2 separate regions of the Homo sapiens genome follow, and region 2 is linked to region 1. Evidence: chromatin contacts called from ENCODE POLR2A ChIA-PET data. All regions are on one chromosome and are shown on one strand. Each heading gives the region's core, a stretch centred on a gene start or an enhancer-like site at or near the end of the contact. The rest is flanking DNA. Distances are from core to core; before and after follow the strand shown.

Evidence for each region. ChIA-PET counts read pairs that join two places held with the same protein, here RNA polymerase II (POLR2A).
Region 2: POLR2A ChIA-PET joins it to region 1 with 16 read pairs in Panc1. The contact joins two enhancer-like sites. POLR2A ChIA-PET finds 5 or more read pairs at or near these places in 3 of 52 experiments (A549, BJ and Panc1).

What each region holds. Positions count from the first base shown.
Region 1 is chr11:78,264,073-78,268,617 of GRCh38, forward strand. All of the region lies in intron 2 of GAB2 (GRB2 associated binding protein 2), which reads right to left. Among named protein-coding and RNA genes, the nearest start is that of USP35, 77 kb to the left of the region's middle. Within about 2 kb of position 2,584, at least 3 of the 41 ENCODE cell types and tissues checked have a DNase peak (open chromatin) inside an H3K27ac peak, as active enhancers do.
Region 2 is chr11:78,594,546-78,599,090 of GRCh38, forward strand. No RefSeq gene overlaps it. Among named protein-coding and RNA genes, the nearest start is that of NARS2, 22 kb to the left of the region's middle. Within about 2 kb of position 2,471, at least 4 of the 41 ENCODE cell types and tissues checked have a DNase peak (open chromatin) inside an H3K27ac peak, as active enhancers do.

The DNA of each region.
Region 1 (4,545 bases), core at 1,334-3,833:
TATTGACATGCTGTTGTGTTAAATAGTACTGTTTTCATATATTATATAGTACTTCCTAATTTGCTTTGATGTCAATACAAACAAGCCTGCTGGGATCATGACAGAGATTGGACTGAATCTACTGATTAATATGGGGAGAACTGACATATTAACAATACTGAGTCTTCTCCATAACACGATCTCTCTTTCCATATTCTGGGTCTTCTTTAATTTATCCCAGTAATGTTTTGTTGTTTTATGTACAGAGATCTAGGATGGCTTTTGTTAAATTGATTCCTAAGTATTTTATTTTTTGATGCCATTGTGAAAGGAATTTTTTAAAAATTTCTTTTTCTTTTTTTTTTTGAGACACAGTCTCACTCTTTTTGCCCAGGCTGGAGTGCAGTGGCACGATCTCAGCTCGCTGCAGCCTCCGCCTCCCAGATTCAAGTGATTTTCCTGCCGCAGCCTCCTGAGTAGCTGGGACTACAGGCACGTGCCACCATGCCCAGCTAATTTTTGTATTTTTTTTTTTAGTAGTGTCGGGGTTTCGCCATGTTGGCCAGGCTGGTCTTGAACTCCTGACCCTCAGGTGGTTTATCTCCCTTGGCCTCCCAAAGTGTTGGGATTACAGGCGTGAGCCACAGCACCCGGCCAAGACATCTTTGTTTTTGAGTACCACAACGACAAGTGTAATGCCCCTCAAATCAGGAAATTCAGCAAGATTTATTATTTGATAAACATATTAATCACACATAGCAAAAAGGTTTTTGAGTTTGGGCAAAACAGAGATAGGGGTTATTTAGGATATTTTAGTTTTCGGGAGATAAAAGTAGCATGGTAGACGTCTCCAAAGGGCTGTTGTGAAGATCACAGAGAAGGCAGCAACAAGTTATTAGTCACAGATTCAACAGACATTTAATATGTACTTATTGTGTACCAAACACTATGCTATATGCTTTAAGTGGATTCTTAATCTTCATAATAATCTTGTGAAGAATGTCTTATTTCTATTTTACTGATGCAGAAGTTGAAGCTCAAAAAATTAAATTTACTTATCCAAGACCACGTTTAGACTAAAGTCATTAATGTTGTGGGTTCATATTCATGCGATTCTAAGACCCTATGTAATAAACGGGCCTTCTATACCACATATATATATATATATATATAAAAGCACTCTATAAATCATAAAGTGATTTTTATATGATCACCACCATAACCATCAACATCATTTAAAACACAAAAGTCAGGAAACTTCGATTTTAATTCTAGCCTGGCCAGTCAGCTGCATGATCTTGAACAAATTAGTTGCCCTCTCTTCACCTCTAGACACTCTGTCATTTGAGCAGTTTGGAACTAAATGCTCTCTAAGGACGCTTTGAGATCTCGTATTCTAGAAGTTTCTCATTCTATGAAATCTATTCCCTTCTGTCTTGGCTGAGTGTTCTTGCTAATAATGATTCACTAGCCATGAAGAATTTTGTTCACTGACCTCATCCATAAAAGGGCCGAGGAGGTAGCAAATAAAAGCAAACAATAAACAAATGGTAGATGTGTAAAATAAACTTCAGGTCTTTGGCAGGCTCTATCTCTTCAGCCTAGTTAGTATATCATCTCTTTTGAGCTTTTCTTCATTTTTTTGTTTTTCATTGTACTTTATACCATGTTAAAGTACATGTTATATGTTTCAATATACAGAATTTCAGGTATCTCACACTTTGTCACCTATGAGTAAGATGAGAATGTTTTTAAAGCTTTCTGTTCTCCCCAACAGTGAATTTCTCAAAATGAAAATATCTGGAAATAAGTCAGAATTTTTAAAAAGAATTTTGTGTAACTATTTACAATTTATAACCAAACACTGTAACTAAAACATTCAGCCAGGCATGGTGGCTCATGCCTATAATCTCAGCATTTTGGGAGGCTGAGGCAGGTGGATAACCTGAGGTCAGGAGTTTGAGACCAGGTTGACCAACATGGTGAAACCCCATCTCTACTAAAAATACAAAAATTTGCCGGGTGTGGTGGCGCATGCTTGTAATCCCAGCTACTTGAGAGGCTGAGGTGAGAGGATCACTTGAACCTGAGTGGTGGAGGCTGCAGTGAGCCAAGATTACACCACTGCACTCCAGCCTGGGTGACAGAGCGAGACTCCATCTCAAAAAAAAAAAAAAAAAAAAAAAATCATGTGGATATTTACTGGGCAGCTACTCTGTGGCTACTAATACGGTGATCTAAAGAGGAATAAGACGCGTCCTTACCCTTGTCTCCCATGCATCTCCTCCCCCAATCCCAATCCCAAACTGTGCTCCAGCCTTCCAGCCTCAATAAACTGTCTCCAGCTCTCTAGGCCTTGGGGCACTTAAAATAGCAGCCCAGGCACAAAAGAAGACAAACTTGAATTTACTGAGAAAATCCCATATTGACCAGGAATACCCGGAGTTGATTAAAACTTACATTTCTATCACTGGCCAGATGGGGGCTTGATGTTGAAACCAAATTCAGAATTAAAAAATTAAATATTTTCACACTTGAGGTTAACCCCCAATTTTTTATCTGGTAGTTATATCTTGGCACGGAGCCAGGCACGGTTCAGTTAAAAGCAGGTAAATCTTGCTGAAAACTGAGAAGCCCAGAACCTCTTAGAAGCAGACATAGAGGAGGCAGAGAGAATCACTAAGAGGAGTTCCAAGGCTGGTTTGGCAGAGAGAACAAAAACTGGAGAACATAACAAGGCTCAGGAGTCCACTGAAAGCAGGTCCATGTCTTATGCTCTTCTCTAACCCCTGTCCACTGGCAAAAGCAGGTTCTGAGTGGTAAGGGCACTGAATACGTGAACACAGAAACAGAAACTGAGGCATCACTAGAAATGTGGGCAGTAGAATCCAAGAGGAGGAAGAAGCATGTTCTGGGAAAAGAGAAGCAGATTTTTTTCAGTAATGCAGGCAGAGAGACCACATGCAACCCAGAAGCCTTCCAGTGGGCAGGCGGGCTCCAGCCACTGGTCTGAGGTGTGGTAAGACTCTGGTCTATGAGAAGTGGCTACATAAAAGCAGGACAGGGTCCACTCCTGGGTGGGATCTGACACTACAGGCAGGTTATCAGGGCAAAGACTGAGACACTGGAAAATTAGCCAAGATCCCAGGGCTAACCATAGCTAGCACACAAGAGCAGGGCTAGGAACAAAAGATCCTACAGCACTGGCTTTATGCTGGGATGCAGGGGGCCTGGACTTAATGGTAGAGTTCAGAGGCCCCTGGCCATGAGTACAGAAGCAGAAGCTGGCAACCAGTTAGTCCTGACACACGTATCACCTCTAGATCACTATTTCCCAGACTCTTCCATTTCATGGACAGGTGAAAACACTGCCTCTTTGTTTATACACTTGTGCACTTTTAGAAATGGACACATGGGGCGGCCAATTTTTAATAATGTCAAATATGGAAAACTACCATTTACTAAGACTGTCACTTCACACACACGAGAACACTAACATACATGCACAAAGAGAATCTCTGAATAGGCCAGGTGCGGTGGCTCACACCTGTAATCCCAGCACTTTGGGAGGTCGAGGCGGGTAGATGACGAGGTCAGGAGATCGAGACCATCCTGGCTAACATGGTGAAACCCCGTCGCTACTAAAAATACAAAAAATTAGCCGGGTGCAGTGGCAGGCACCTGTAGTCCCAGCTACTCGGGAGGCTGAGGCAGAAGAATGGCATGAACCTGGGAGGCAGAGTTTGCAGTGAGCCAACATCGCACCACTGCACTCCAGCCTGGGTGATAGAGCGAGACTCCGTCTCAAAAAAAAAAAAAAAAAAAAAAAAGAGTCTCTGAATAAAGGGAAGTCTTAAAATCTGATTACATTTAGTTTTATGAACATGGATTGTATCTTCCTCATGTTTTCATATTTTTATGGACTGATAAAAATTTCTGTAGCGCAGCCCTGCAGGTCCCTGTTTTGAAACATCTGCTGCGGACCAGTATCCTCACATTGTGTGCCAGCCTTCCCAAGCAACCAGTGGGGAGAAGGAAGGGTGGGCAGTTGAGTGCAGCTTGTATCACTTGACCCTCTCCTCTGCTATACTCAAAGTGGCTCCCTCTCAATTGTTTCATAAATTATTCTGTTTCATGTGAGATTTGGTTAAAAAGCAATGCTTTAAAAAAGGTTTGGAAATCACTCCTAGTTTACTGTTGAAGAAACTGAGATAAATCGTAACAAAGCTGAAATTTAAAACCAGAACTCTGTTTCCCAGCACAGATCCTAGAGAGAGAAGACTGTATCTACTGATTTTGTAGAGTTCTGAATCCTACGTAGCGCTACACATAACCGGATGTTTAATCGTAATCAAGATCTTCAGAGGTCCAAGGTGACCTTACCACTAAATACAAAGTTCTAATTCTACCTCTAGCCCAATATTAGAGTTAGACTGGGCTTTGGAATCCAGTCAGGGACCAATTCAACAATCATTTATTATCCTCTTTTAATAGGGATAAGCAGAAGCACTCAACCAAAAAAGTAGGGGGGATCTTATGAGATGTTTGGGAGCCATTCAAAGCTTC
Region 2 (4,545 bases), core at 1,221-3,720, 330 kb after region 1:
TCTTTACAAAATTGTATCAGAGAGAAAATTATGTCAATGGGGGAGATCTGATCTAGTCAACCCCCGTCTTGCCTTTATTTTAGCCTTTGGGCTGCCTTTGATTATTCCTGGGCTGGCTTTGGGAGACATCTAGTTTAAAGTTTAAGTGAAAATAACCCTTCCCCCAAAACTCAACCACCTTTATAAAGCTGAGAGGTCACCAGGCTAGGAGGATAGAGGACCCTGAATTTTACTAAGGTGTAGACATAAATGACTGCCAGCCATTATTCCAGAGGTCATGAGATTTGCAACCTCCCCAGTTGCTCCTGCAGATAACGTCACTATTGTAGAACCTAAGATTGGCCTTTTGAAATATCCTCTCAGGTTTCCTGCATGTCTGACACGTGTGACCCCATCAGGATCCACAGACCAATGGTGGCTCCATCTGGACCTACCCACTGCTCCTGTCCCACCCAGAAGCCACTTAGCATGCTGGAGGGTCATTCCTGACACGCCTATGATTGTACCCCTGAGCCAATCAGCAGCCACCCTCACCCCTTCTACCTTTGAAAAACCCTAGCCTCTGAATTCTTGGGAAGACTGATTTGGGTAATAATAAAACTCCAGTCCCCCATTCAGCCAGCTCTTCATGAATTAAATTCTTTCTCCACTGCAATTCCCTTGCCTTGGTAAATTGACTCTATCTGGGCAGTGGGCAATAAGAACTCATTAGGCAGCTGCATTCTAGGAAGAATCATTAAAGGGAGGGTTTATCACTAAGAGTGAGGATGGAGAAAGATGTAAATGATTGAAAGAGAGAAAAGCCATGAAAGTATTATCTAGGAGGGTAGAAGAGTGAACAAACTGGAGAAATGTGTTATGATTATTAGGCAGCATTAGGAATTTCTCTTGGAAGTTAGTGGCCATGATGGAAGGACTATTTAACAGGCTATTTTATGCGAGTTGGTTGACATGGAGGAAAAAACATTTTTTTTTCCTCTGCTTTCATGCCACAGCAATCAACAAAGAAGACTTCTGTGACCTCTGGTTGTTAGAGTAGTTAGCGAGGCAGACGTGAGCAGGTCAGGAGAGGCCCCCTAACCAACCCCCAGGAATGTCAGGCGACCATCACGTGATCGTCAGGCGGTTGTTAAACTGTCTCTCTAAAATGATAATTGGTCACAGCTGGCATCAGCGGACGACCGTCTCCCAAAAGATAGAAAACATCTTGAGCTGGTGATCAGCAGCTTCCACATAAGATCTCAGGAGTTGGGCAAGTGGGCTTGAGTATGTGCTCTAACCGGCAAAATATCAGATGTATGACCTTCCTTTGGGGGTGTTAGACTGGTAAAATAAAATCGCCCCTACAGAGCATGTGCACAACCTCAGTAAATGCACTATGCATGTGGTCACCCCCTTGAGTGCTGACTGACACCTCGCATGCAGCGGTTGAACAACAGCCCACCCCAAGGGAAAAATTAAGGGAGGAGAAAGTAAAGCCCCCAAACCATGCCAACGTATAAAACCCCAAGTCAAGGACCAAATGGGGTACTTGGATCTCTCAAGTTGCCCGCTTGTCCCTCTTCCAAGTGTACTTTGCTTCCTTTTGCTCCTTTTCTAAAACATTTTTTTTTTTAATTTGAGAGGTTTTATTAGATGGTGGGAGTTTGAAGCTTTTAATTTTTTCTAATTTTTTTTTACAATGAACACATACAGCTTCTGTAATCGTTAAAGTAGTCATTTTAAAATGAATGATGGATTTTTAGAAAATTTTTTCTTAAGCACCTACAGTGAACTAGGTACTGTTTTTGATGTTTGTTCACATCGCTGCATGGAGCTTAATGTTCTAGCATGGATGGAGACGATAAATAATGCTCCCTACACATAATAAACACATTATTAGGATATTAGAATCCACTGAGAACATGGAGAAAAGAAAAAGTAAAGTAGAGCAAGGGGGGTTGGGAGTGCTCAGTGGGGTGGGAGTGCAGATTGCAGAATGGGCTTCATTGAGGAAAAAGCAGGAAGTCAGGAGTTGGCCCTGGGCATGTTCCAGGTAGAGGAAGCAGTGGGTGCAAAGGCCCTAAGGAGGAAACACAGCTGGGGTGTTCCAGCCACAGCCAGGAGTCTGTGCTGGAGCAGTGATTGGGAAGGTCAGGTCCACAGGAAAACATGACACTTCTTGGTTTAGATGATTAAGAAAGGTTGCCTTGTTTTCTTCCTGTCTACCTGATTTGTTCTGTTTCTTCTGCAGTTAAAGGACACTTACTCCCCCCACCCCCAACACACACACACACACACACACACACACACACACACACAAAATACATACATTAGGCCTCTAGTACCATATTAATTTGCTAGGGCTGCCATAACGAATTAGGCAAAGAGAAAGAGCTGAAAACAACAGAAATGTATTGTTTTACAGGTCTGTCGGCTAGAAGTACAAAATCAAGTTAGGGCCATGCTCCCTGTGAGACACGTCAGCAGGAAACCTTGCTTGGCTCTTCCTAGCTTCTGGTGGTTGTTGGCAATCCTCAGCGTTCCTGGGCCGCAGCTGCATTCCTCCAATCTCTGCTTCCATCATCACCTGGCATTCTCACTGTGTGTCTGTGTCTTTACTTCGGTATCTTCCCTCTCCTTTTTTTTTTTAAAGGCAAATGAAGAAAGTATTTATTTATACTAACACAGTATAAAGCAATTAATCCTCGCTGTTAGCCATAATTAAATTCCTCAAAACGAAGAATTTCAACTTGTGAGCTGGAGCAAATCTCCCTCTATGGCTTCCTGGGGAGGGCAGGCATCTTCTCCGGCTCCTCTCTGCACTGCCACACTGGGCTGGTGCTACTCTGTTCCTATTGATTCCAAAGAGTTCCTCAAGGTGAGAGACTGGTGAATTGACTTTGCAAGTTTTTTTTTTTTTTTAAATTATACTTTAAATTCTGGGATACATGTGCAGAATATGCAGGTTTGTTACATAGGAATACATATGCCATGGTGGTTTGCTGCACCCATAACCTGTCATCTACATTAGGTATTTCTCCTAATGCTATCCCTCCCCTAGCACCCCCCACCCCAAACAGGCCCCGGTGTGTGATGTTCCCCTCCCTGTGTCCATGTGTTCTCCTTGTTCAACTCTCACTTATGAGTGAGAACATGCGGTGTTTGGTTTTCTGTTCCTGTGTTAGTTTGCTGAGAATGATGGTTTTCAGCTTCATCCATGTCCCTGCAAAGAACATGAACTCATCCTTTTTTATGGCTGCATAGTATTCCTGGTGTATATGTGTCACATTTTCCTTATCCAGTCTATCACTGATGGGCATTTGGGTTGGTTCCAAGTCTTTGCTATTGTGAACAGTGCCACAATAAACATACATGTGCATGTGTCTTTATAGCAGAATCATTTATTATCCTTTGGATATATACCCAGTAATGGGATTGCTGGGTCAAATAGTATTTCTGGTTCTAGATCCTTGAGGAATCACCACCGTGTCTTCCACAATGGTTGAACTAATTTACGCTCCCACCAACAGTGTAAAAGCGTTTCTATTTCTCCACATCCTCTTCAGCATATTGTTTCCTGACTTTTTAATGATTGCCATTCTAACTGGCATGAGATGGTATCTCATTGTGGTTTTGATATGCATTTCTCTAATGACCAGTGATGGTGAGCATTTTTTCATATTTTTGTTGGCTACGTAAATGTCTTCTTTTGAGAAGTGTCTGTTCATATCCTTCACCCACTTTTTTGGGGTTTTTTCTTGTAAATTTGTTTAAGTTCCTTATAGATTCTGGATATTAGCCCTTTGTCAGATGGATAGATTGCAAGTTTTCTCCCATTCTGTAGGTTGCCTGTTCACCCTGATGATAGTTTCTTTTGCTGTGCAGAAGCTCTTTAGTTTAATTAGATCCCATTTGTCCATTTTGGCTTTTGTTCCCATTGCTTTTGGTGTTTTAGTCATGAAGACTTTGCCCATGCCTATGTCCTGAATGGTATTGCCTAGGTTTTCTTCTAGGGTTTTTATGATTTTAGGTCTTATGTTTAAGTCTTTAATCCATCTTGAGTTAATTTTTGTATAAGATGTAAGGAAGGGGTCCAGTTTTAGTTTTCTGCATATGACTAGCCAGTTTTCCCAACACCATTTATTAAATAGGGAATCCTTTCCCCATTTCTTGTTTTTGTCAGGTTTGTCAAAGATCAGGTAGTTGTAGATGTGTGGTGTTATTTCTGAGGCCTCTGTTCTGTTCCATTGGTCTGTATATATGGTTTGGTACCAGTACCATGCTGTTTTGGTTACTGTAGCCTTGTAGTGTGGTTTGAAGTCAGGTAGCATGATGCCTCCAGCTTTGTTGTTTTTGCTTAGGATTGTCTCAGCTATATGGGCTCTTTTTTGGTTCCATACGAAATTTATAGTAGTTTTTTTAAAATTCTGTGAAGAATGTCAATGGTAGCTTGATGGGGATAGCACTGAATCTACAAGGTACTTTGCGCAGTATGGCCATTTTCATGATATTGATTCTTCCTATCCATGACCATGGAATTTTTTTTCCATTTGTTTGTGTCAT